2 separate regions of the Homo sapiens genome follow, and region 1 is linked to region 2. A link is a loop called in an ENCODE intact Hi-C map of the cell type or tissue named here. Cell type or tissue: HCT116. All regions are shown on one strand. Each heading gives the region's core, and the rest is flanking DNA. Links, peaks and the distances in the headings are about the cores only. Region 1 has its middle 24 kb from the start of GREB1L. Region 2 overlaps GREB1L (GREB1 like retinoic acid receptor coactivator).

Region 1 (8,802 bases), core at 181-8,180, 53 kb before region 2:
CAAAGTGCTGGGATTACAGGCATGAGCCACCTGTTACTAACTTCTAGTGTAATCCCACGGTAATCTGAGAGCAGATATTGTATGATTTCTTTTCTTTTAAATTTGTTCTCACGCCTGTAATCCCAGCACCTTGGGAGGCCGACACGGGCACATCACGAGGTCAGGAGATGGAGACCATCCTGGCTAACACGGCAAAACCCCGTCTCTACTAAAAATACAAAAAAAAATTAGCCGGGCGTGGTGGCAGGCGCCTGTATAGTCCCAGCTACTCGGGAGGCTGAGGCAGGAGAATGGTGTGAACCCGGGAGGTGGAGCTTGCAGTGAGCCGAGATCACGCCACTGCATTCCAGCCTGGGCAACAGAGCAAGACTCTGTCTCAAAAAAAAAAAAAATTGTTAAGGTGTGTTTTATGGCCCAGAATATGATCTACCTTGGTGAAGGCTTTCTCCACATGAACTTGAGAAGAATGTGTATTCTGTTATTGCTGGAGGAAGTAGTCTATAGATGTCAGTCATATCCAGTTGACTGATGGTGTTTTTTGAGCTGAGATTCAACCCAGGGAATCTGGTTTCTATAGTTGCTGGTAGCCTATAGTCCCAGCTACTTGAAAGGCTGAGGTGGGAGGATTACTTGAGCCCAGGAGTTCAAGATAGGAAGTCTGGTTCCAAAATTCCATGCACCTACCTACTTCACTATGTTGCCTCCTGGGGGATTGATTTCTCTCAGTTTATTTCATAATTTTAGAGGTAACCACTTTAGCTGGAATTTTAACATTTCATTTGTATCTTGTAGCTAGCTACTGTGTGAAAGACAACATGGAATGAAATACAACAAGGCATTTCTGTTTCGAGTTCATCTTCTCAAATTGTTTTTATTGTAAAGAGAAATTAATTATCATTTTAGCTTGTGATAAAAGGATAAAAATTAAATGTCATCACTGCTGAATAGTTCAGCTTGCTATAATTTATAATTTATTTGTAATATAAATAGATAAGTATGATCAGCTCTACTTACTTGACTAGCCTCATCTCGCTCTGCTCTTCAGAGCATATTAGCTGCCTTTCTGTTCCTGTTCCCCTGCCTGTAACTCCTACATACTTCAGGTCTCAGCCTAAATTATCAATTCCTCAAGAAATTTGTCACTGCCTTTCCAATATAAATTAGACTTATCTGATATCTGTTTTTCTAGCTCTATGTTTTTCTCTGATGACTCATACTGTAATTATAATCATGTTGTTCTTTGTATGTCTGTGTCTGCTGTCACTTTTTTTTTTTTTTTTTTGAGACAGAGTTTCATTCTGTCACCCAGGCTGGAGTGCAATGGTGCGATCTCAGCTCACTGCAACCTCTGCTTCCCAGGTTCAAGCGATTCTCCTGCCTCAGCCTCCTGAGTAGCTGGGATTAAAAGCGCCCGCCACCACACCCGGCTAATTTTTGTATTTTTAGTAGAGACGGGGTTTCTCACTGTTGGCCAGGCTGGTCTCGAACTCCTGACCTCAGGTGATCTGCCCGCCTCGGCCTCCTAAAGTGCTGGGATTACAGGCGTGAGCCACCGGGCCCGGCCTGCTATTGCTTTTAAACTCGACAGGCATCTTGATTATTTATGCACTGTTTTATCCCCGGCACCTAACACAGGGCCTAGCACATAGTAAGCACTTTGTTTTCTTTTTGTTAATAAACTGCATCCGTGTAATTAATAACTCTAAAGCTAATAAGTCAAATTATTGATCTGAGCATGCCAAATGGGTAAAATGGAAAATTGAGCAAATTTATTTATAGGCCACTAAGACAACCATATCTTAAAGGTAATTTTTAAAAAGCAATAGCCCAGTGATTGAAAGTATGGGTGCTTATATACCTTTTCGCCTTGTAGCAATCAAGAATTGGGGCATGTAAAATGATTAACACAATATTGTCTGAAACTGAAAAGGACAGCCTGCCTCCTTTGCCTGGAATGCTGCCTTTCCTTTAATGTTCAACTCCTGTTGTATTTTCTTCATGAAGTCTTCTTGTAAGACTGAAACGCCCAGTGACTTTTCCTCCCTCTCTGAATTTCTGTTACATTTAAAAGTCCAAGGCCCCAAAGTCAGCACTAGATCCTATAGCCTGCCTTGTATTGTCCACAGCTGCTTTCAATGTTAGTCTTATCTCATCTTATTAGATTGTAAATTCCTGGAAGGGAGGAAACATACCTTTATACCTCTTCTATAATCCCATGGCGCCTAAAGCAGTGCTGAGAACATGCTGTCTGCACAATGAGCACTCATTGAGTTGTCTGTAGGCAAAAACAATTAATCTGACAGTTTGCAGTTTGTGGGTCATGGGTGTGTTTGAATCTTTTCAGCACGGAGCTTGCTCTCCAACTACTGTCAGCCTGGATCGTCAGCAATAAGGAGGGATAGGGAGTCTCCTTTCTTCCTCTTCGACTTCTCTAAGGTCTTGCCATAAAACAAACTAAAACAAATCATTAGAACTGTTCCTACTCGGGGATGCGCTTCTCTTTAAGGAACACAGTTTAATGGTCAAAAAAGCAGCTGCTTTGTATTCTGGAGAATGTACCTAATTAATCAGAGGCCAAACAAATAGAAATAAATTCAGGCTTCCATTTTATTATTGAGTAAGGCCCATTTGATCTCCAAACAGATTTTGGGCAGGACAGGGGCATGTCCTGCTGATTTGAGGAGCTCCTCACAGATCCATGGGAATTTTGGTAGGATCAAGCAGCGTCCTTGAGCAATGGCAGCCTCCTTTACTGTAGACCTCTAGAAAAAATTGCCAAGAGGTAATTGCTAGCCATACAATGAGAAGGAAGGGAGAGTGTTGCACTTAAGATAGAAAGGATGTGGATGGCTGGCTCCTTCTGTAATCCTTCATGCTGACCCTATTCCATTCAGTTGGTCATTTGTGAGCTTTTCAAAATTATTTATTGAGACTATTATGTGACTCAAGTGACTCTAAGGAAAAGTAAGAATTCCTTCTAGCTTTCTAGGAACTTGCAATCTGCTCAGGAAGATAAGATTACACACGAGGCAGGTAGGTAACAATAGAAGACAGAATTTGATGACATATTGATCAGAGAAGGGCAAAATCACTCTGAATGGGAGTTATCAGAGAAGATTCTGTAGGGTAGTGGAAACTCTGCTGAACTTTGTAAGGGCCGTTTATGGTGATATTTTCATAGCTAGGTCATTAACAGTTAATTTACTCCCTTCCCCAAAATAGTTCAATTTACATCAGATGCTGAGTTATTTGATTTACATAATCTGATTTAAGAGTCAAGGTGGCTTACACCTGTAATCCCAGCACTTTGCGAGGCTGAGGCAGGAGGATATTTAGAGCCCAGGTGTTCAAGACCAGTCTGGGTAACATGGCATAACCCTATCTCTACAAAATATGCAAAAAATTAGCTGGGTGTGGTGGCGTGTACCTGTAGTCCCAGCTACTCAGGAAGCTGAGGTGGGAGGACCACTTGAGCCCAGGAGGTAGATGCTGCAGTGTGCCATGATTGTGCCACTGCATTCCAGCCTGGGTGACAGACTGAGACTCTGTCTCAAAAAAAAAAAAAGGCCAGGGGCAGTGGCTCACACCTGTAATCCCAACACTTTGGGAGGCCAAGGCAGGTGGATCATTTGAGGTTAGGAGTTCGATACCAGCCTGGCCAACATGGTGAAACCCCATCTCTACTAAAAATACAAAAATTAGCTCGGCGTGGTAGTGCACGCCTGTAATCCCAGCTATTCCGGAGGCTGAGGCAGAAGAATTGCTTGAGCCTGGGAGGCAAAGGTTGCCGTGAGCCGAGATCACGCCACTGCACTCCAGTCTGGGCAACAGAGAGAGACCCTGTCTCAAAATAAATAAATAAATAAGTAATAAAAATAACAATACTGTGTAGCTTACTTACCTGTGAGTTTGTCTAAGTAAATAAGGGACTGTTTGGTTAAGCAAATCGGTTTATCCCTGTATCCTATCTTTCTATAAAAATGAGGGCATCAGTCTAGAGAGCAGTTTCCCAAAGAGGTTCTACAAAATGTTAATAGATATTTAAAAAAAAAAGGGTCGGGGGCTGGGCGTGGTGGCTCATGCCTGTAACCCCAGCATTTTGGGGGCCTGAGACGGGCAGATCACCTGAGGTCAGGAGTTCCAGACCAGCCTGACCAACATGGTAAAATCCCATCTCTACTAAAAATAGAAAATTAGCCAGGCGTGGTGGCATATGCCTGTAATCCCAGCTCCTCAGGAGGCTAAGGCAGGAGAATTGCTTGCACCTGGGAGCCAGAGGTTGCAGTGAGCTGAGAATGCGCCACTGCACTCCAGCATGGGCAACAAGAGCAAAACTCCATCTCAAAAAAAAAAAAAAAAAAAAAGGCGGGGGGGGTGCTACATGCTCATGTGTGTTTCACAAACTACCGGTTAAACAAAGTTATACTGGGTTCTTATAATAGAATTTCTTGCAACCTTTAATATGATTATTTGAATTGTGGCTTCTCAAGATGAGGGTAAAGTATTAATATATACCATTTCCCAAACTTATTTGACTATAGGATACCTTTTAAATGAAGTGTCATGTAGGACTGTGCTCTAAAAACTTGGGCAAGAAGAGTGCCTTTTCTGGCTTAATTCTGTGATTCTGCATTTGTACATTAAATGTATTTTTGTAGATCTATACGAAATCTAATTATTTTGCTAGTGTTAATTTCACTTAGAACATGTAAGAATTAGGCCAGGCGTGGTCACTTAGAATATACAAGAATTAGGCTGGGGCTGGGCACAGTGGCTCATGCCTGTAATCCTAGCACTTTGGGAGGCCGAGGCGGGTAGATCACCTGGGGTCAGGAGTTTGAGACCAGCCTGGCCAACATGGTGAAAACCCGTCTGTGCTAAAATTACAAAAATTAGCTGGGCCTGGTGGCACACGCCTGTAATCCCAGCAACTCGGGAGGCTGAGGCAGGAGAACAGCTTGAGCCCAGGAGATGGAGGTTGCAGTGAGCAGAGATCGCACCATTGCACTCCAGCCTGGGCGACAAGAACTAAACTCCATATCAAAAAAAAAAAAAAAAAAGAATTATGTGATCTTTTTAATACATACCAAACTTAGAGAACATGTTTGTTTGTTTTTCTCAAGTAATCTAAACCAGGTGGCAGTTACAGGTAGTGTGTTATGCTAAAAGACTGAAATGGTGCCAATTATATAATTGAAGTTCAATATTTTCTTGATATTAATTTTATAGTCTTTTGATTCTCTAGTGTTTTTGCCAAAGATGCCACCTTAGAAACAACTTTTTGTGCTTAAGTTTGTCCATTAAAAGGACTCTGTTTGATATGAGCCCATTTTTCTGTGGCGGAAAATTACCTGATCAAAACAAGGTTAAACCTCAGAAAAGTTACCTCCTTAAATAAAGCCTGGAGCTTTGTTTAATTATGATTTTACCATCTGATAACTACAGATTGCCTCCACCCCCAAGAAAAGATACCAAGTCAAGTTTGTTTGTTTGTTTCCAGAATCTGCAAACACTTACTTTTACATTTAAAAAAGTTACCCTGCCTCGAAATGTCAGCCTCTGGGGTTTTGTGAGACCCCTGCTGATTGACCCTACCCTTGACCTTAGCTCCAAAGCCCAACTCCATTCTGGCATGCTGGTGTAGAGAATTTATTTATTTTAACAGTAGGGAGCCAGAATTCTGGGGGAATATGCTTTTAAAAAGCCTCAAGAGCTATTTACCAGATCATCAGCTCCACAGGACTGGGAGGCCTCCACTAACACACGAAGTGGGTAGTAGTGGTTGGCAGCAGCCAAGGGCTCCAAGGGCTGGCTCAGCTCTAAGCAATAGGACGTAAGGGAGTGTGAAAGGATTTCCACTAGAAGTGGTCTTTTTGATCATCAAGAAAAAAAGGAAAATAGACATATTTTAACAGTAGAGACCTTTCAGTAAAAAGGGGCGGTCCTTTAAGTTCCTCAGGTTATATTTATTAAAGCATGGAGGCAGTCTTAGGGCCAACTCTCCATTTTATCTGTCTGCCTCTATCCGTTGATTCTCATTCTCTCTCTTATGTCCTGTTAGTTTTACTAGTTTTACTATAAGATTGTAAAGTATGAGATAATATGCATCCTTATTTTCTTAAAAATGGTTTTTATTAGAATTGGGTAACATGCCTGTTAAACATTTGTAAAATACTAAAAAGTACAAAAAGGAAAAAATAAAAATTACTCATATGATGCCATCCAAACACAGCTACTATTAATAATTTAGTAAATTTCCTTTAGTTTTTTCTTGGGTAGGGCAGAGTCTCTTTTTACACATTTATAGTAATTTTTATATACAATTTTCTCAGTAGATTTACTTAAATATTTTGAAGCATACAGAAGAGTTGAAAATGTTTTACTGTGAACACCTATATTCTCATCGCTTATTTATACAGTTAACATTTTACTATAAATGCTCTATCACATATCTCTCTATTCATCCTTCAATCCATCTTATTTTTAAACATGTTTCTTTTTATTTTTTGTGACAGGGTCTGGCTCTATTGCCCAGGCTGGAGGGCAGTGGTGCCATCTTGGCTTACTGCAACCTCTGCCTCCTGGGTTCAAGCCATCCTCCCACCTCAGCCTCCCAAGTAGATGGGACTATGGTTCATGGAACCATGCCTGGCTAACTTTTATATTTTGTGTAGATACAGGTTTTCACCATGTTTCTCAAGCTGGTCTTGAACTTGTGAGCTCAAGCAATCTGCTCACATGAGCCTCCCAAAGTACTGGGATTACAGGTATAAGAAACATGTCAAAGTACACGTGTAGACATTCTTTTCTTTTTCTTTTCTTTCTTTCTTTCTTTCATTTTTTTTTTTTTTTGAGACAGAGTTTCACTCTTGTTGCCTAGGCCTGGAGTGCAATGGCGCAATCTCGGCTCACTGCAATCTCCGCCTTCCAGGTTCAAGTGATCCTCCTGCCTCAGCCTCCTGAGTAGCTGGAATTACAGGCATGTGCCACCACGCCTGGCTAATTTTTGTATTTTTAGTAGAGATGGGGTTTCTCCATATTGGTCAGGCTGGTCTTGAACTCCTGACCTCAGTTGATCCGCCTGCCTTGGCCTCCCAAAGTGCTGGGATTACAGGCGTGAGCCACTGCGCCTGGCCTGACATTATTTTCAATTGCTATATTTCTTGCAGTGAATTTTGATTTTCTTTTAAATTATTTCCCTATGGTTGACCAATTGCTTGCTTCCCATTTTTTACTATTTACATGGACTTCATAGGAAGGATATACTTCTAAAATTTAATAGTAATTTCTGGCTATAGTAGAAAAGTAATACTGGAAAAATTGATAGGGATCATGTTGTGGAAGGTTTTGAGTACCAGGGAAGTTACAGCAAAATGTAGTATAGTTACATTCTTGGAATCAGATAGATCATATACTTATTAGGTAACTGACATTGGAAAAAGTGTTAAACCTCTCTCAGGCTGTTTTCTCACCTGTCGAGTGGGGAGGCTATTATTACTTGTCTTACAGGGTAATTGTAGGGATTAAATAACATATATGCTACTTCCTTAAAAAATAGAAGATTTTATCTGTACATAATAAATAGAAGATTTCTCAAAACAATGGTTTCATGTCAAAGTTCATGGAAAAAATTTACTGGAGGATTTTTGAGTAGGACAGAGATGTAGATCAGACCTGATTTTAGGTGGCTTAATCCTGTAGAATTGTGCATGACGCATAAGAGTGAGGGAGAAAGGTTATAAGGAGGTAGATTTGATTCGACTTAATAAATATCTACTGAGTATGTTTGAAATGTAAAGCACTGTGCTAGGTGCCTTGGGATTATAAAGCAGAGTGAGACAGCTGCCACAGAGATTTTAATTTGGTGGGTAATGCATAGGGTGAAGCAAGAGCTATAAAACCAAGCAGAATCCATCCACCCTGATTCATTATTTACCATCCATCCACCCATCCATCCATTTACTCATCCACCCATCCACCCATGCATCTGTCCATCCATCCATCCATCCATCCATCCATCCAATGAATATTGATTTGCTCCTGTCCTATGTCAGTTACTGTTCTAGATGCTGAAGATATAGCATGAGCAAAACAGAATAAAATCCTTGCCTTCATGTAGCGTACATTCTAGTGGAAGAGGAGACAATATATAAATAAATGCATAATAAAATATCACATAGTATAATAATAAGTATCTTGAAGAAAAAAACAATGTAAAGGAATAAAGCCGTGTGGACAACTGGAGCCCTACCTCATATCATATCTTTTTTTTTTTTTTTTTGAGATGGAGTCTCGCTCTGTCACCCAGGCTAGAGTGCAGCGGTGTGATCTTGGCTCACTGCAAGCTCCGCCTCCCACGTTCACACCATTCTCCTGCCTCAGCCTCCTGAGTAGCTGGGACTACAGGCACCCACCACCACACCCGGCTAATTTTTTGTATTTTTTTTAGTAGAGACGGGGTTTCACTGTGTTAGCCAGGATGGTCTCGATCTCCTGACTTCATGATCTGCCCGTGTTGGCCTCTTAAAGTGCTGGGATTACAGGCATGAGCCACCGTGCCCGGCCCTCATATCATATTTTTAAAACTTAATTTCAGCTGGATTAATAACGTAAATGTGAAAGTAAAAGCCTTAAATTTGACCAGACGTGGTGGCTCATCCCTGTAATCCCAAAACTTTGGGAGGCCAAGGTGGGCAGTTTGCTTGAGCCTGGGAGGTTGAGGCTGCAAAACCGAGATGGCACCCTGCACTACAGCCTGGGCCACAGAGCAAGACCCTGTCTCAAACAAACAAACTTTATGAT
Region 2 (8,802 bases), core at 568-8,567:
AAAAGATTATTTTGTGGAGACAAGGTGTTCTTTGGGTTGGCTTTAGAACTGAGACTCTTCAGGGATGCTTCTCAATAGTGTTATAACCTTTATGAATCCTCTCGCCATGATGTTGACTCAATTGGAAGATGACACAGTTTTTCTTTTTTTTTATGGGCTTATCAAACATCTTCATTAAATACTCTTTTCCCTGTAGCAATGACTGTAATATTGAAATGACCTAATTTTAGTATTGATCAGATCATGTCACTAATTTGGCCCCAACACAGCAATACAGTAAAAGCCTATGTTCATGGAGATAAGATCTGGCTTAATTTTCTTCCAAGAAATAATTAAGAGACTAGGCAGCTGGCTGAATGGAAAAAAACCCATAAGGATCTGGAAGAAAAGTATTAAAAATGTATCAGGAGGCCCTTGTTTTAATTTCTGTATCTCTGTTCATGCTAGTTTCCCAGCCTGCAATTTTATCTTTTCTCATCTCTACCTATTAAATCCTATATGTCTCAAGGTCTGGCTCAGGTCCTTCTCCATTCACTAAGCCCTCTTCAGCTGCTGGTGTCCGGAAGATAGTCAAGAGAGGCTGTATCCTCAGCTGGTTACGGTATCAAAAGAATTGTGTTCAAATAGGGTTTCAACATTTTTAGGAGGAGAATGATTAGGATGGGGGAGATACAAAGGGAAAATAACATAGATGGAATAGATCATTTGAAATGGGCAAGTTTAATCTAGAAAAGATTTAAAGAGAGACAAGATATCTGTCTTCAAGGGCTGACATATGCAGCTGGAATTAGATTTACTCTAATTACCTTTAAGGCAGTGGTTTCAAATTGTGCTGTGCAGAGCTTCAGGGATTTTGTGGTGAGCCTTGGGCTGCAGGGAGGTAGAGAAGAGCCAGAGACAAGTGGACATGCTGAGGGCCCCCTGCAGCTGCCAACAGAAGAGTTCCACTTTTAACTGCTTTATATATTGTGTTCGTGCCTACTATTTCTTTTAAAAACACATTGCATGCTTTAAAAATTAAAGTTTTGAAAAACACTGCTGTATAGAATAATAAGTGAGAGAGTTTTGGTTCAAATTACAATAAAATGTTCTAGCAATAAGAGACTTTGAAAAATTAAATGAACTTCTTTGTGAGATGTGAGTTCCACATTAAAGCAGAACATTAATGACCCTGGCAAGGATGTTGGAAGATTTCTGCTTTTGAGGAAAGGTTGAGTTAGATGGCCTCCTGGATTTCCTACAGTTCTAAGATTGTGTGATTTATTTCTTCTCTTATTGTCAGTATCAGATAATCTGACATTTAGCTGTTTTTTTGTTTGTTTTTTCGTTTGTTTGGAGACAGAGTCTCACTTTGTTTCCCAGGCTGGAGTGCAATGGCATGGTCTTGGCTCACTGCAACCTCTACTTCCTGGGTTTAAGCGATTCTCCTACCTCAGTCTGCTGACTAGCTGGGACTACATGCGTGTGTCACCACACTGGGCTCATCTTTGTATGTTTAGTAGAGACAGGGTTTCACTATGTTGGCCAGGCTGGTCTCAAACTCCTGGCCTCGTGATCTGCCTGCCTCGGCCGCTTTTTTTTTTTTTTTTTTTTTGAGACGGAGCACCCAGGCTGGACTGCAGTGGCATGATCTTGGCTCACTGCAACCTCTGCCTCCCGGGTTCAAGCGATTCTCCTGCCTCAGCCTCCTGAGTAGCTGGGATTACAGGTGCATGCCACCACAGCCAGCTAATTTTTGTATTTTTAGTAGACACTGGGTTTCACCATATTGGCCAGGGTGGTCTCGAACTCCTGACCTCAGGTGATCTACCTGCCTCGGTCTCCCAAAGTGCTGGGATTACAGGCATGAGCCACTGTGCCCAGCCACATTTAGCTGTTCTTAATTGGGCTTTTTGAGAAACCCCACCTCCCCATTACATCATGAAGTTACAGAGAGTAGGAACAATGTCTTCATTGTTTTTGCTTTTGGATTCCTCAGATCCTAGCACAGATGTAGGGGCTCAGTAAATACCTGTTGATAGAGAAATGAGTGCAAGAAGCAGTTGCTTGATTGCCTTATGACCCCATCCAATCATAAATGATGATAAGGGAAGGTATTTGCAGGAATTTTTTTTTCTACTTTTGCTTTCTGCCCTTAAGAAATAGTAGAAGTGACAGAGAGTTGAGATAAGCCAGTCCCACCCCAAGCTTTTTTTTTTTTTTTGCCCAGGATGCCAGAATACTGCATTGTCTGAAAAAGTGATCATTGCTCCCAGAGAGCCTAATAGCTAAAAAATTTAACATGGAAATCAGGATTCTCCATACAAATAAGAAACTGAGGCACAGTAGAATGGTGAAGTGAGGAGATTTCCAGATATTCCAAGTGCAAATAGGGGAATATGTTGTAAGAGGATCACATTGGCAGCCTTGACTTCAGGGTCTTTTGCCCCCTGATTTCAGTTGGTTCTCATGATATTGAGAACTAGGACTAAAGGATATGAATTACAGGAAAGTTCTTCCAGATGCACTATTGGAATCTAGTAATGGTGGTAGACTTAATAGGGGTAGGCAGGTGCTTGATGAGCACAGCGGAATCAAAAGCAGCACTTTCATCCATAGAAGGCCTTTCATATTTCCTGCCTTTGTCTTGTGTGGGAAAGGGAGAAGTGTTTGTGCCAGCTTCTGGCACATTGCCGTGTGCCAAGTAGACACTAAAGAAGTACTTATGGAATCAAGCTGAATTTTATTAATGGTACTTTCAGAGGAATTACCAATTACAGTACACACCGTAGGTGGGAATCATAGTTCTTCTTGCTTGAAGTCCCCTGTTCCTCTACAAAGTCAGGCGAGTTTAGGAACAAGTTTCATGATGTCTATATATATGTGTGTGTGTGTATATATATACATATATATATGTATATATATATACACACACACACACACACACACACACACACACACACACATATATATATATATATATATATATATATATATACATGTATATATATATGTTTTTTCAGGCAGGGTTTCATTCTCTTGCCCAGGCTGGAGTGCAGTGGCACAATATTGGCTCACTGAAACTTCTGCCTCCTAGGCTCAAGTGATTCTCCCACTGCAGCCTCCTGAGTAGCTAGGACTACAGGTGCACCCACCACGCCTGGCTAATTTTTGTATTTTTTTGTAGAGATGGGGTTTTGCCGTGTTGCCCGGGCTGGTCTTGAACTCCTGGGCTCAAGTGATCTGCCAAAGTGCTGGGATTACAGGTGTGAGCCACTGTGCCCGGCCCTGGTGTCAGTCTCTTAGAGTTCAAATGAGGAGATTGGTCATATCTGAAAACACAAATAGGCTTGTGAAGATCTCCGTACAAGTTGTTCATTGTTGGTAAGTGACAAGAAGAATGTCTGGAGCCAGTAAATGATTCCAGCACTAAAGAAGCCTTGCCATACCCCAGGAAAAGGGTTACTTTTCATTAGGTGAGTAGTTATAAATGCTAATTATTAATACGTGTACTGTAATGCCTGGGTACTTTCTGGGATGAAGATGTCATAAACAGAAAACTAGAGTGCAAAGCGATCTCAAAATTAGTCTAATACTCATGTCTGTTTTACTGATGGAGAAGAAATTGGGGCCCCAGAGATACTTAAAGAGCCAGGATTAGAGCATAGGCTGTTTGATTCCCAGTATAATCACCTATTCATAATGGTAAAGGAGGATATCTTTATTCATTCCATAATTTTTTTTACAATATTTAGGAATGGCCTTTCTTCTCAAAGATGTTTTATAATTTGGGGATTATGCCCAATTCTGGGAATTCTTTATGTATCCTTAAAGCTACTGAACATGTCTTACGGCTTCATGCAATAAGAGGGCACTACAGGTGTCAAGAACATTGTAGAGCTGCTCATGTAGTATACAAGATAACAACTTAATGCCTTAGGCAACAAGTGCTTTCTGCCAGTAGGAATGAAAATACAAGGCCTATGGAAAAAATTAATTAAAACAAGACATGAGAGTCAGAAGAGGAAATAAACTAATGAAGACAACTGATTTGGAAATGGTGTAATAGTAAGAAAAAAAAGGATTGTTTAAGCATACTGGAACAAATTTTTAACTCACTTAAAAGAATATGTTATTAATACTTTCAGGGCTTTAGTAAAAACTCAGTTGTATATACATATTTATATGATTCTTAGCAACAGTTCATTAACATGTTTATCAATTAATTAGTCAGCATACTTGATTTATACCGGGCATCTCTAGAGATCAGAAATAGGTAGGATTAGGATAAAAATTTCACAGAGGAAGATAAAACATACAACAAGAAAGAACTTAAAACATATTTTACTTTACTGTTAAATATATTAAAGAGTCTAATAATGAAAATTAGGTTGCATTCTACACCTGTTTCCCAGTCACCCAAATCCCCTAACCAGAGATAACTCCATTTCTAGTATACCCTTCCTGAGATAATTCTGTGTATGTACATGCATTTAGGAAAATATATTGAACATATCGTTTGGTACTTTGGAGATTGATGAAAACCTGTCTATGAGCTAGTGCTCTTAACAGTGTAACATGCTATCTTGTGATGTATCTGAGAAGTGTCACTTGTTCAACAAAGTGAAAAAGGGGACATTTATGCTTAACTCTGAGAAACAAATAGTGTTTCACAGGCAGAGATGGGCTGATGGGTTTTTTAGGGAAGGGAGTTGCATGAGCAGAGATGTAGAGGCAGAAAAACATGGGCCTTAATCCTTGTTAGGGCAAATAATCATTTTGGAGAATCATGGGGAAGGTGGATGGAGTGGTAGGAGGGAAGCCTGGCTGCCTGCGCTGTTAGGATTATCATCTGTGGCTATTCCTTGGCTTTTATCTCTTTCTCATCATGTCTAGAGCCAGGCCCCAGATACTATAAGCCCAGGGTGTAAGAGTTCATAGGGATAGGAGAGGGCACACACCCACTCTTCGAGTGTCCTCTCTCATCCCGCCCTTGACTCTTAGTCACTGACTAATCTTTTACTTAAAACAACTAAGCTGTGATGTTGTTTTAACCCTGCCTAAAATCCAAGGAGTCCACAGGCTGCCAGGCAACCTTAATTATTCTTTAGTTTACTCATCAGTAGTCCCTGAACATAAAGTACACTTACACGCATAGTCAGCAAGGACTTTCTCAATGGGTTATTTCACTACTTGAAGCTCTCTGGTGACATTTGGAAGTAATAAAAATAACTGCTTGTATTTATTGAGCATTGTGTACTCAACCGAGTACATTGTATTGATTGTGTCATTTCATCCTTATCACCATCCTTAGACATATATGCTATGATTATCTCCATCTTAGTAATAAAAAAACAGGTAGAAGTCTAGTACACTACACTTGAGTTCACACAGTAAGTGCCAGAGCTGGGATTTGAATCCAGGCAGCCTGATTTCAAAGCCTGAACTATTAGCCAGTACATCATATTGATTTAAAGGAAACACATTAAGAAAGTATGAGAGACACATGTTCTGTATTCAATAGATGATGACAAACAATGAAGTGTGACTGTTATTTAACAGTATATAACAGACCTTTATATTTCAAATTTCATGAACTGAGTGGTTTTGGGCCCATTGAGGCCTTTGTTTTGTCATTTTAATATTTAAATAAAAATATCTTTGGATGTCTTTAGATGGGGCATGCACTCTTCTTTCATGCATGTCCCATATCACCCCACAAATTTATGGCATTAGTGTATTGTCATGTTAGTTCAGAATTAATTTATTGACTGGACATGGTGGCTCTCACCTGTAATCCCAGCGCGTTGAGAGGCCAAGGCAGGAGGACCACTTGAGGCCAGGAATTTGATACCACCCTAGGCAATACAGTGAGACTCTGTCTCTATAAAAAGCTAAAAAAAAAAAATAGCCAGGCTTGGTAGCATGCACCTGTAGTCCCAGGTACTTGGGAGGCTGAGGTGGGAGGATACCTTGGGCCCAGGAGTTTGAGGCTGCAGTGAGCTATAGTCTTGCCACTGCATTCTAGCCTGTGTGACAGCAAGACCCTGTCTCAAAAAAAAAAAAAAAAAAAAAGAATGCATTTATTATGTTAGTCCAGAATGTAGCCCCCACTCATGCAGGTTGCTGTTTAAGTTAAGTAGAGGGGAAAAAGGGATGATGCCAGCCATGCAGGTTTCTTTTATCAGGGAAGGAAAACCTTTCCCAGAAATCCCTGCGGTGGACTTTCCATTAGGTTTCTTAGCTAGAACTGGGCTGCATGACCATCCCTCACTACAGGGGAGGCTAAAAGCGTGGGGAACAGAATTCTCATGATGAGTTTAGACCAACCAAAATCTTCCCTTAAAGCTGTGCAAATTGGCACCCCAAACAAAACTGGAGTCCTGTTAGCAAAGAAGTGGGGGTAGATACTAAAAACAGGACTAAGAATATCTGTCATTCATTATGTTCTTTAAAATTATGATTGACTACACACTACCCTCACAATGGAATGATTCATTAGGATAAGCTAACTGCTGTAGCACACATCCTTAAAATTCCACTGGCTTAATTACTTGCTCATGCTGTAGTCTGACACGGTGAGACACTTCTCCTTGCCGTCACTCAGGGATCCAGGTCCTTTCATCTTGTTCCACTACTATCTTCCAATTCTAGACTTCAAGATTGCTGTGGAAGGAAGAGAGCATATAGGGAAGGCAAACAACTCTTAACTGTCTTGTCCTTCACATCAGCCACGTTCCATTGTCAGAGCTAGGAAATGTTCGACCTTGTCTCCAGGGAGAGGAAGTGGGTTTGCTGTGCATCTAGCCAGCCTCTGCCACACTGCAGTTGAGTGAAATCTAGTTGTCACTGAAGACAGCTGACAAAATGGATAAAGGTATTTTTTTACAAATGTAAAAAATGGCTTTCATAAGAAGTTATAAATGGACTTATAATTTTTTGATATTTCTTAAAGATATTTCACCTACTTTTCCTCTTTATCAACGGTTAAAATATGAGGCAGCCTCAAGCACGTTATTTCCAAAACACCTTCCTTGACCTCTCCAGACAATAAGCAGCTCACTGCATTTACTTCTGTGCTGGGCTACCCCTTAGCTGTAATAACTGGTTGGCATACATCTCACTTGGCTCAAAACTCAGAGGGTGAAGACTATGTACAGTTCATCTTTTAATCACCAGGGCCTAATGCCAAGAAGATAATAAAAAAAGATGTAATTGAATTAATGTCCAAATAGATAAATGCATGTATTGACAAGAGTAAAACTTCAGACTAAAAAGAGAAAAAGCTAGTTTTAAATTCATGAAAATTTTTATTTATATAATTTTTATAAAAATGTTTTTCTCTGGCAGGCTGGGCACAGTGGCTCATGCCTGTAATCCCAGTACTTTGGGAGGCTGAGGCGGGTGGATCACCTGAGGTCAGGAGTTTGAGACCAGCATGGCCAACATGGCGAAACCCCATCTTTACTAAAAATACAAAAATTAACTCGATGTGGTTGCGGGTGCCTGTAATCCCAGCTACTGGGGAGGCTGAGGCAGGGAGAATCGCTTGAACCCGGGAGGCGGAGGTTGCAGTGAGCTGAGATTGTGCCGCTGCACTCCAGCCTGGGTGACAGAATGAGACTCCATCTCAAAAAAAACAAAAAACAAAAGTTTGTAGCATAAATGATAATGATAATTTGAACTAGCTGCTCACAAATAATTAACATATGTAGTAATATTTTGTCACATCTAGTTCTATTCAAGTGATTATGAGGTGAAGATCTTAAATTTTTTTCATAAATATATTAAGTATGCTGTTCAGTTTGAGTGGCCTTATATTTCACATCTGTGAAGAATAAATGAGATTTTTATTTTATTAATAATATTTGTCATACTTAACTATTTTAATTGTCTATTCATTAATTCAACCAACATTCAGTGAGTTCCTACGCAAACAGAAGATAACTAATACACACACTAATCTGTAATTATATAATTAAATGATTTTATTCGTTGGGATGAGGGCTAGAAAAGGTTAGACTAACTGGGAGTTCATAATTTGTCTTGGAGATTTAAGAAAGTTTTTGAAGAGGTTTTCTGTGTTGAGATGAAGAGGAAGATTGAGACAAAGCACAATGGAGAGTAGGGGAGAGAGCACTTCAGAATGTTTGAAGGTGCTAAGAGGAAGTGCTTGACACACGGGAGGAACTGAGAAAGAAGGCTAGGGCCATCGGCTGGAGGGACAGGACAGGTGGAGATGTAAGCATGGGCCTCCAGACCATGGTAAGGCCACTGGATCTTTACTTTAATGCATTTGTGCATGTGATTAAAAAAAAATGAAAGAAAAACTTACTGTTTTAGATGACAATGTATAATAAACATTTTAGCCATCATAAAATATTTTAGAATAAGATATGTAAATACTGTCTTAGTGCATTTTGGTTGCTATAACAAAAATACCACAAACTGGTTGGCTTATCAACAACAAATATTTATTTCTTACAATTCTAGACGCTTGGAAGTCCAAGATCAAGGCACCAACAGATTTGGTATCTGCTAAGGGTCCATTTCTTGATTCACAGATGATGCCTTCTAGCTGTATCCTCACATGGTAGAGGGGGCAATGGAGCTCTCTGGGGTCTTTTTTATAAGGTCACTAATTTCATTCATGAGGGATATAACCTTATGACCTGATTACCTCCCAAAAACTTAACTCCTAAAACCATCACCTTGGGGGTTAGGATTTCAACATATGAATTTTGGAGTGACACAAACATTCAGATCATAGCAAATACCAAGTATATATATATATACACACACACAAACAACACAATTTTTATT

Evidence for each region. Peaks named below come from ENCODE experiments on the same cell type or tissue, not always from the same donor. Only the 100,000 strongest peaks of a DNase experiment are listed, where the experiment ranks them.
Region 1: it touches region 2 in a loop (6-fold over the local background); 7 of 110 quality-filtered maps call a loop at or near these places.

The regions. Positions count from the first base shown.
Region 1 is chr18:21,213,390-21,222,191 of GRCh38, forward strand. No RefSeq gene overlaps it. Among named protein-coding and RNA genes, the nearest start is that of GREB1L, 24 kb to the right of the region's middle. In HCT116, for the core only: no CTCF peak of the experiment used is centred there; no DNase peak of the experiment used is centred there.
Region 2 is chr18:21,265,617-21,274,418 of GRCh38, forward strand. The region is part of intron 1 of GREB1L (GREB1 like retinoic acid receptor coactivator); the gene reads left to right. Among named protein-coding and RNA genes, the nearest start is that of GREB1L-DT, 27 kb to the left of the region's middle. In HCT116, for the core only: no CTCF peak of the experiment used is centred there; a DNase peak (open chromatin) is centred at 5,055.